Regions from separate parts of the Mus musculus genome. Here region 2 is linked to region 1. The links are chromatin contacts, found by POLR2A ChIA-PET in ENCODE. All regions are on one chromosome and are shown on one strand. Each heading gives the region's core, a stretch centred on a gene start or an enhancer-like site at or near the end of the contact. The rest is flanking DNA. Distances are from core to core; before and after follow the strand shown.

Evidence for each region. ChIA-PET counts read pairs that join two places held with the same protein, here RNA polymerase II (POLR2A).
Region 2: POLR2A ChIA-PET joins it to region 1 with 11 read pairs in Patski. The contact joins the promoter of Spcs1 here to the promoter of Smim4 in region 1. POLR2A ChIA-PET finds 5 or more read pairs at or near these places in 3 of 5 experiments (Patski and embryonic stem cell).

What each region holds. Positions count from the first base shown.
Region 1 is chr14:31,125,838-31,130,984 of GRCm38, reverse strand. Smim4 (small integral membrane protein 4) reads left to right here and starts at 2,055. Exons shown (of 2, transcript NM_001308091.1): 1 at 2,055-2,352. The coding sequence starts at 2,202.
Region 2 is chr14:30,999,403-31,004,549 of GRCm38, reverse strand. Spcs1 (signal peptidase complex subunit 1 homolog (S. cerevisiae)) reads left to right here and starts at 2,884. Exons shown (of 4, transcript NM_026911.3): 1 at 2,884-3,345; 2 at 3,647-3,706; 3 at 3,786-3,872; 4 at 4,328-4,724. The coding sequence starts at 3,133. The coding sequence ends at 4,453. It overlaps Glt8d1 (glycosyltransferase 8 domain containing 1), which reads right to left and starts at 3,117. Exons shown (of 10, transcript NM_029626.2): 1 at 2,553-3,117.

The sequences.
Region 1 (5,147 bases), core at 806-3,305:
GGAGGTCTCCGGGACGGGGCGGAGCGGGCTCCGACCCCCGCCTCCTTGTCCCCTGCTCGGCTCAGGGGCTCTGCGCCCCCCTTTGGTCGTCTCGGTGGCGATGGCGGTACCTTTCCTCCCTTGAGCGGGAAGTCGCAGAGCCCCGGGTCTCCGCGAGATCCTGGACGGCCGAGGAGCAAGAGCGCTCGAGTGTACTGCTCTTCCTTTGCCCAAGGGTCTTTTTGCCCCTCCCCTGCTCTTCTGTCCTATTCTTTCCAGACCAGTTCTCCTGCCCCGGGGCCTCGTGCCCCTGCCCCAGTTTCTGACTGACTGCACGTTCCACTGGAGCTGAGGTCGCTAAGACAACAAGAGCTCTACTTGCTTTCAGTACCAGTCCCAAGCTGGCTAAGACCACTTGGCCTGATGGGCAGCTGACGCCTGCTGAGGCAGCATTTTCTTTGTATTGCCTGGTACCCAACCCAGGTGATCGACTTAAATGAGGAGCCTATCTACTGGGCATACGCTTCTGGCTGTGGGCCAGGATCACTGCAGCCACCAGGTTTTGGCGGCTGTAAAAGGATGGGCCAGACGGTGCAGGCCCCCAGTTGAATTGCCATGGTTTTTTTCAAGCGCTGTCTCAATGAAATTCTTTTCATTCCATCCACTTCTGTTTTCTTAGCTTGCAGGTGTACACTAGGAAAGGCTGGGCCCAATGTCCATTGTTGGTGGTGAGTTGCCCAACTGAACACACGTGGCTGTTGGGTTTAAGGTTGTGTGTAATGTGTACGTTTGTAGTTTGCCTGTACCTATGCTGAGGATCGGGTGTATCAGATTCTGGTCTGGGTAGTCATGGATGCCGAAGGGTGGGCTTATGGGTGGACCCTTGTAGGTCCATTGACCTAGGTGGGCTGTGAAGACCTGGCCACATGTGGATTCCTTCCAAGTGGATGACACTTTACAAGTTTCAGTCCTCAGATCCAAGAGAAATGGCACCAAGTGCCAGGCGTTCACTGTGTGTGGCTTCTCCAGTAGGTACCTCCAGGCAGGCTGCGCTTAGTCAGCTGTTTATGACCCCCCCCCCTCTTTCTCTGCCTTCATGGTTCCCTCACTGCCTCTATTCCTTCCCCAATAAACTCCTTTCATACCAGATTTGTTGCACAGCATAATTTCTCAGGGGCATACCTTGGCATGGGCCCACCAGGCCTCCTCGCTGCAATCTGTCATTTAATTCTGTTTTTTTTTTTTTTTTTTTTGATACAGGGTTTCTCTGTGTAGCCCTGGCTGTCCTGGAACTCACTCTGTAGACCAGGCTGGCCTCGAACTCAAGAGATACGCCTGCCTCTGCCTTCCAAGTGCTGGGATTAAAGACATATGCCACCACTGCCAGGCCATTTAATTCTTTTAGATTGTCAATTCTCACAGCATCATAGAAAGGCTCATCTTACAAGGGTGCCGATAGGGTTGTGGTTTGACAGCGAAGTCACTCTTTACCTTGATCCTCTTCTGTAACTATTGGTTGTGATGCTTAAAAACACTACAAGTTACCAGAATAACGGTAATTTCCCACTTATCATAGGTTTATATTATTTTAGCATGTTTGTTATAGACAGTTGTACTTTTTGCTGCGACGATAAAATTCAGCTTTCGAAAATGCATATCGAGTTATGTTTGTATTAGAATCCAAGTCAAACCAGTCACATCCAGAAATAAAAGGAAGGAGTGTCACGAAACTGCATTTTAGCTGATTTCATTCACAAAGGGTCGACACCTCGGTCAGGGTATTACAAAAAAAGATGGCGATGGCAGAGTAGGGGGCGCGGCAGTAAACTCTGAGCCTCAGCAGTGAGAGCAGGTCGAGGGCGGGGCCGCCACGCCACGTTGGAGACCCCGCCCCCCGAAGGTTCTCCGTCTCCAGAATCTAGGCGCGTGCGCAGGCTTCTTCAGACCGACTCAGCCTCACAGAGCACGCGCGCTCAAACAGCACTCTGATTGGAGAGTCTGAGAGTCCCGCCACATTCTGATTGGCGGAGCCGACCAGGCTTTGGGTCTGTCCTAACTTCCGCGACCTAACTCTTGCGGCCGGGCTGTGGCGCTGCAGTCGAGTCTTGGTGCTCAGTCCACGGGACTCCGCGGACACGCAGGGGTCCGCAGGGTTATTTGTACTGCCTCCGGGAACACCAGTCTGCCTGGTTCCGTCCCTACCCCACTGGGAGGCCTCGGTCATGTTCTCCAGGGCCCAGGTGAGGCGAGCTCTTCAGCGAGTGCCCGGCAAGCAGCGATTCGGCATCTACAGATTCCTGCCCTTCTTTTTTGTCCTGGGAGGTGCGATGGAGTGGATCATGATTAAAGTGCGCGTGGGCCAGGAGACCTTCTGTAAGTGAGGGTGCAGCAGCCTCCGTTTCTCCCGTGGGTATGCGATCCATTCAGTTGCAGAGTTCCTTTCACTTTGGGCGTTAGGAACAGTGTTTTGACAGTTCTCGTGCAGCGAGGCAGGAGGCCCTTAGGGCTCTTGTATTTTGTTCACATTGGCATCCAGCCCTCCTCCTCTTCCGGCATTTGAAGAGGGCACGTGCCTCTAGTCAGGCCGTGCAGGTCTTTGTAGCCTGTCCTTGGCCCTGCTGGTGACTTTGGGCCTAAGGAACAGGATTAATCGCATGTGGAAGAGGAACCAGTCCTGAGGGAAATTCAGAGATATAGCTCAGAAATTCAGGTTAAGGCCCTTGCCCTTTGAGAGCTTTAGCCCAAACTCCTGAGGAAGTTATCCCGGCTGTCCTAGCTAATTACTACTGGTCACTCGCTCTCCTTAGGTTATGTCTTTGACCTAGAACTGTGAAAAGAATGTCTGGCATTTCTGAGAACGGCCTCTGGAACTGCCAGTTCCTTTCAGGCTTTCTCCCAACCTTTGGGCCCTTTGTCTGCCTCTCATGTAACTTACCATTTGAGAATTTTAGGTTGTTCTTTCAAAACCTCCATTCATTTCTTTCTTTCTTTCTTTCTTTCTTTCTTTCTTTCTTTCTTTCTTTCTTCCTTCCTTCCTTCCTTCCTTCCTTCCTTCCTTCCTTCCTTCCTTCCTTCCTTCCTTCCTTCCTTCCTTCCTTCCTTCCTTCCTTCCTTTCTTTCTTTCTTTCTTTCTTTCTTTCTTTCTTTCTTTCTTTCTTTCTTTCTTTCTTTCTAAGATTTATTTTGAGTACGCTGTAGCTGTCTTCAGACACACCAGAAGAGAGCATTGGATCCCATTACAGATGGTTGTGAACCACCATGTGGTTGCTGGGAATTGAACTCAGGACCTCTGGAAGAGCAGTCAGTGCTCCTAACCACTGAGCCATCTCTCCAGCCCCTGATTACTCTTTCTATACTTTGACGCGGAGCCCGACTATGCTGGCCTTGAATCTTCAAAACTTAGAGTCATCCTCTGGGTTTACAGGCATGGGCCTCCACTTAATGTTTAATAACTATGAGAATATCTAGCGAAGAAGGCAAGTTTCAGAAGAGCTCATGGTGTAGTTTGGTAGGAGAATAATTGCCTCACATGATCCCAAACTCCATTTTAACCCCTTCCCCTACCATTAAGCATGCCATAAGGGTTTGTGAGTAGTCTAAGAATCCTAGGTGGCCACTTCATTGGATCAGATGGTATGGGGAAGGCCTTTGGGGAAAGATAGACATTTAGGACTGTTACCCAGGTAAATCGGGGAAGATCGATGAAGCTCACTTCATGGCAGTGGTGAACCTGGAAACCTGGAGGCTTATGTGTATGCTGTTCCGAGGGACTGCAGCTGATGCACAGCGTGAAAGGTGGCACGGATAGAAGGGTCCCTGTGCAGGGCCATAAAAGTACTGGACAAGAAGAATCAAGCCTATTGATTTGGTTTGGTTTGGTTTTTCGAGACAGGGTTTCTCTGTATAGCCCTGGCTGTCCTGGAACTCACTCTGTAGACCAGTCTGGCCGAACTCAGAAATCCGCCTGCCTCCCGAGTGCTGGGACTAAAGGCGTGCGACACCACACCCAGCTCTAGCCTATTTTGATAGAGACATAGGCACTGTGTGGTTGGCCAGACTTGAGCTGATGGCCTAGTCAGGCTGGCAGAAGGAATGCCAAGAAGTGGGTAGACCTGAGACAGCTTAGAGTAGTGTTGATAAGTCTGGTAATTGAGATGGGCATGGGAACTTCTCAGGGGACAGAAGGGCAGGGCTGATACTTCCACTGAAGGTACAGAACACAGGCAGGGGGCTGGAGAGATGGCTCAGCAGTTAGGAGCACTAACCGCTCTTCTAGAGGTCCTGAGTTCAATTCCCAGCAACCCATGGTGGCTCACAACCATCTGTAATGGGATCTGATGCCCTCTTCTAGTGTGTGTACTCATATATATAATAGTAGAAAATCTTTTTTAAAAATTATTTATTTTTAAATCCATGGGCAGGGTGATTCTGGGTATAAGGTAGGACATGATGAAATGGGTTAAAGATCCCAAGTTCAGGAGGACAGTTTGGGCCAGACATCTGGGTTTACAGGCCATTCAGCTAACCTGTAATGGAAGCATCAGACTTCAGCATGTTTAAGGTGACTTAGAGTGGTCAGAAGGAACACCAGGAAGGTTTGTTTTTTTTTTTTTAGTTTTTCGAGACAGGGTTTCTCTGTATAGCCCTGGCTGTCCTGGAACTCACTTTGTAGACCAGGCTGGTCTCAAATTCAGAAATCTGCCTGCCTCTGCCTCCAGTGTGCGGCTGGAAGGATATTCTTAAAGACAGGTGTCTTAGGGTTTTACTGCTGAGAACAATCATTACCAAGGCAAGTCTTATAAAGGACATTTAATTGGGCTGACATACAGGTTCAGAGGTTCAGTTCATTATCATCAAGGTGAGAACATGGCAGCATCCAGACAGGCATGGTGCAGGGGAGCTGAGAGTTCTACATCTACATCTGAAGGCTGCTAGAAGACGACTTGACTTCCAGGCAGCTAGGGTGAGGGTCTTAAGCCCACATCTCCGGTGACACACCCACTCCAACACGGCCACAAATCCTAATAGTGCCACTCTCTGAGCCAAGCACATACAAACCATCACAAGTGATAAGGAAAAGTGACTGTGACCAGGGAGGAGAGACTGAAGGATATGCAAATGCTGATGAGAAAGGCGGGGTTGGAGCTGGGGCTGTCACTCACTTGGTG
Region 2 (5,147 bases), core at 1,635-4,134, 130 kb after region 1:
GTACCCATATACATTAAAGAAGAAGAAAGAAGGAAGAGGAGAAGAAAGAAGTTCTCAAAATTTCATATATACTGTGTGTATGGAGAAAGAAGAAGAGGAGGGAGGAGGAGGGAGGACTAGAGGCGGGAGGATTAAGAGGAGGGAGAAAGGAGAAGGAAAAATGAAGGAGAAGGAGAAGCAGCAGCAGAAAATTCATGGTTCTTTTGCTCAGAAATTGCAAAACCTTTACATTCCCAAACCACCTGTATACAAACTCCTCACAAACACACATACAGGAAACCCAGGACATATATTACCCATTAATATAAAAGAATCTTAAGAAAAATGTATTCTGTTTATTGTTTCAGCCTTTTCTTTCTGGTGTGTGTGTGTGTGTGTGTGTGCGCAAGTGTGTATGGGGAGAAGTGAGTTCTGTCAGGTGTTTTCCTTGCTTGTGTTTCTTTCACCTTACAAGTTTCAAAGTTTCAATTAGATCCACAACTTGACAGTCTTTTAGTCAACTTGTTCTCAGCATCTCATCTCCACCTCCTGAGTGCTGGCACTATAGGTGAGCTGCCACACTCACCCACATTTACATAAGTACTCGGGTCCTCACACTTGTGAGGTGAGTACTTTACTCACTATCTGTCTAGCATACCGCCACTTTAAAAAAAAAAAAAAGCTAAAGCTAAATACCTCTGTTTATATTCAGTCTCAACTTTTTAAAAAAACTTTCCCCTCCTATTACATACAATATGGAGCACAGATATCCATGGAAGGATTCCCACTGGTGCTCTGTACCCTATCCTACAACTGTTCTCGTGTAGCACCAACTTCTCGCCATTCCTGGTGGATCACACCCATCCGCACACTAGCATGTTCTGGTGTCTTCCAGTTAAAGCAGTAGAGGTAGAGGAGGGTGGAGAAGATGGAGCACTTCCAGAGGACTGACCCACAGGTCCATGTCTCTGCCTCCCTCACACTAAATGTCTCAAATGAGCTGAAATACTCTTCTCTCTGTGTGTTTCCTTCCTCTGTTCTCAGATGTTTGGTCTTATTTTCAAACTGCTCTTGCGGAGGTCACCAATCGCATCTTTCTGTGCTCTCCTTACACCGACAATCTTACTCTTCCTTCCCAGTTATGGAATGATCGCATGTGTGCATCTGTGAGCTGTGAATCTAAGTTCCACAGAAACAAGGAGTTAAATGAAAATGTAATTCTACTGCTGTATCCTGTCACCTAAGGCCATCCCTTCCAGAAATGCAGCAAGCATGTGACATTTGTGGAACAGTCCTGGATTTGCTAATCCAGGAGGAGTCCAGATCTCCAATAAAGAAGAGCTCTTACTGCAATCTTAATCATCACTAACATTAAATTCCAGAATATGGAAAAGCATGAGATTCCTATGGAGCTGTTGGGTCAAAAGGAACAAGGCAAAACCATTTTGTTTTTCCATCTTTTTATAGTTCAAATACTATATGGTCTGTAAAACAAACTCCCGTCCTATGAAGTGCACTGGTAGAGATACAACCCTGAGGAATGAGAGCCTATTCATATGTACTAAGGAAAGTGTAGGGAAGGAGAAAAGAAAAAAGACCCTTGAAGATTGTTGTAGTCTTTCATTGTACTGGCTCTAAGGTCCGAAGTGTCAAGGGGGTCTGTACTTTTCTGAATGGTGTCAAAGCACAAGAACACTTGGACATTTTCACACACTTAACTGGCTATGCCCCACTTGTCTTTCACGATCAGGAAACGTCCCCAAAGCCCAGGTTACACTTTCCAGAGCTCTATCACATAGGTGCTTTCCCCCCGCAGCTAATTCAATAGTCACATTACTGGAGTGATGTGGACATCTTCCTTGACACACTCCAAGTTTCCAAGTTCTAAGTCACAACTGTGCTAATCAAAATTAACTAACTAACTAATGGGTTGGTAGCTCCATGGATGTGTAGATGCTGGCATCGGCTACTCACCTCCCAGTCTAGAGTGTCTAGCATCTCGCCATCTGTGCCTGACTGCATGCACAGCAGAGTCCACAGAGGCAGCGGGCCCCAGAGGATGGGATCCCCAGAATGGTCTGTCTGAATTCGGCACCCCATCTAGCTCAGTCATGAGGGAAGGGCTCACGCTTTGAAATACACAACCCTTGAAAGACAGGGTTAAGGGAACCCCTTGGCTGGTCTTTTTTTTTTTTTTTTTTTGGTTTTTCGAGACGGGTTTTCTCTGTATAGCCCTGGCTGTCCTGGAGCTCACTTTGTAGACCAGGCTGGCCTCGAACTCAGAAATCCACCTGCCTCTGCCTCCCGAGTGCTGGGATTAAAGGCGTGCGCCACCACGCCCGGCCCTTGGCTGGTCTTTACCAAGAGGGACTGGCCTGGGAATGAGCCATGGAAACCGGCAACCAAAAAGTTAGGCCGAATTTGGGACCCTCTACATAGGGGCACGGAAGCTCAATCCACGAGATGTGGGGCGACTTGGGCCTCGCAGCTCTTCTCCGAGGCAGTCTCCTTTCCCTGGAGAATGTGGCTTCGTTATCTTCCCTAACTCTAGAGATCATTAGTAGCCTCCTTACGCTTAGGAGTGATGGGGACGTGGTGAGGCGCTCCGGGGATCCCGCCACGCACTGACAGGTCAGGTTAGAGCCGCGTCAGACGAATCGTCGCCTTCCGAGGCTGGGCGCAGTCGCCCTTACCTGCGCTGGGAGGAGTGGCCGCCGCCCACGCCCCAGCCCGCCCCGCCAGCTCAGCGCTCGCTCCGCAGGCCCCAGGCCCCGGCCCACCGCCGGGCCGTCCGCGTCCGCTGCTCTCTGGCCGTGGCCCACTGGCCGGCGAGCTCTGCAGCAGCCACGTAGGGCCACAACCCCTAGTTTGACTGTGCCTCCCTCTGCCAGAAAGCCAGGCGCAGCAGGCGCCACGGGGCAGCCCCGTCGCCCGGGTCCTCCCCGAGTAAAGGCCGTCGCTATGGAGACGTGGAGCGCGCCGGCGGCCGTTAAACTGGGGAGGCGCAGCCCGCAAGTGATTCCTGCCGCAATTACAGCTCCGGGCGGCCAGGAGCGCTGACCGGTGCACGATGCTCCGGCCAGGTCGCTGCCCCAGCCCTCGTGAGCAGTGTACAGGGTTCTAGGAAAGCTAAGAGACGTACCTCCCTTGTCGATGGCGCGGGGCGGGGCCAGGGGTTGTCCGTGCCCCTCGGAGACATCCGCTTCCGGGGCCACGGCCGAAGTGAAACGCTCGGCTGGTCGGCCTTGCTCTCGATATCGACCCCCGCAAACTTTACTCCTTAATAATCGGCTACGTCCGTTTCGTTGTCGGTATCGGTCTTCAGCAACCATGCTGGAACACCTGAGTTCGCTGCCCACCCAGATGGTGAGGGCGCGCGTCCCCGATCCCCCGCACTTCTCTTTGGAGCCTAGCGACTTCTAAGCCCCTCACCCTCACCGGAGCCACTCCTAAGATTGGCTTCACTTTCCCTTCTCTTCCCCAGAATAGATCCCCTTTCCCGTGGTCTGTTAAGATGCCCAAGTTTCCCTGGGAAATTACATGTTTGCTTCCTTACTCTCGGGCCCTCCTGGTGTTGAATGCTGCCTTATGCCAACGCTGAGTTCCCTACGAGAATTGCAGTCCTTTGGCAGTAGGACCAACTCGTCCTCTTCTTTTTCGTCCCTAGGATTACAAGGGGCAGAAACTAGCTGAACAGATGTTTCAGGGGATCATTCTTTTTTCTGCAGTAAGTATTGCATTACTTTTAATTCTTAACCCCGCCTCTCTTGGTTTGAGTGCATTTTATATACTTTGTTTCTTTTCAGATAGTTGGGTTTATCTACGGGTACGTGGCTGAACAGTTTGGGTGGACTGTCTACATAGTTATGGCCGGATTTGCTTTCTCCTGTTTGGTAAGCTATTTGTGGTATTTGCGTATTAGCAGTAGCGTAAGTTTTCTGACTCAGGAGACTTGGTTGGACCTACCAGTGAGAACCAGAATCACCTCTTTGTTCGTCTTTCCCATTAATGTTTCTGTTCTCTATTATTTGAAAAGTAGAATGTTAAGTTGTGTCCGATGGCCTGCGCTACATAAAGGTGTAGAGCTTTCTAATTGTCTTTTGCATCTCCTCTAGGCAGTAAAATGAATATGCCAGGGGCTTCGCTTTGCTCACGCAGCCTTCATATTTCTTTTAGTTCTTAAAACTTGTATGTGTAAACACTTAAGGCTTGTTCTCACTCCCTGACATATTTTGTCTCATTAGTTTGTTAATCTTTAGCATGGTGGTTATTTGGGGATCAGACATACTAAATGATCATTTAGACCTTGAATGGAAATAAATGCTACCTTTTCTCTGTTCTGATCTAGCTGACACTTCCTCCATGGCCTATCTACCGCCGCCATCCCCTAAAGTGGTTACCTGTTCAAGACTTAGGCACAGAAGACAAGAAATCAGGGGACAGAAAAATTAAGAGGCATGCTAAAAATAACTGATTGGGACTTTCATGATTCAGCACCTGCTTTTGTTTCCTGTGAGATGAGCTGAATTGCTTTCATAAGCAAAACATGAGCTTAAACCGCCTATGTTCTTATAGCACAGCTGTGTCGAGATCTAATTGTCATGGCTTCATTTCTAATCCAAATGTATTTTAAGTTATGACTATTTTATACCATCTCTTCATAAGCTTGTTATGGAGAACAGGAGATACAAGTATGCAATGCTTCTTTCCCGTGTGTATAATGAATAAACACTTCATAACTTGTACTACATTTGTTTTCTTTTTGCAGTGGGTTCTCACTATGTAGACTATGCTGTCTCCAAGTTCAAAATCCTGCCCTACCTTCCCAAAGTGCTGGGAATACAGGCATATGCTACCACGCCTGGCATATGGAAAGCCCTAATTTATTTATTTATTCATTTAAAGATTTATTTATTATTACACATAAGTACACTGTATGACTGTAGCTGTCTTCAGACATGCCAGAAGAGGATGTCAGATCCCATTAGGGGTGGTTGTGAGCCACCATTTGGTTGCTGGGATTTAAACTCAGAAGAGCAGTCAGTGCTCTTATCCACTGAGCCATCTCCCCAGCCCGGAAAGTCCTATTTATAACTGTCCAAGTCTCACATTCCATTATGAGCCTTCATACTGTTTTAAGGATGAGTTGTTTGGTTTGGTGTTTTTGA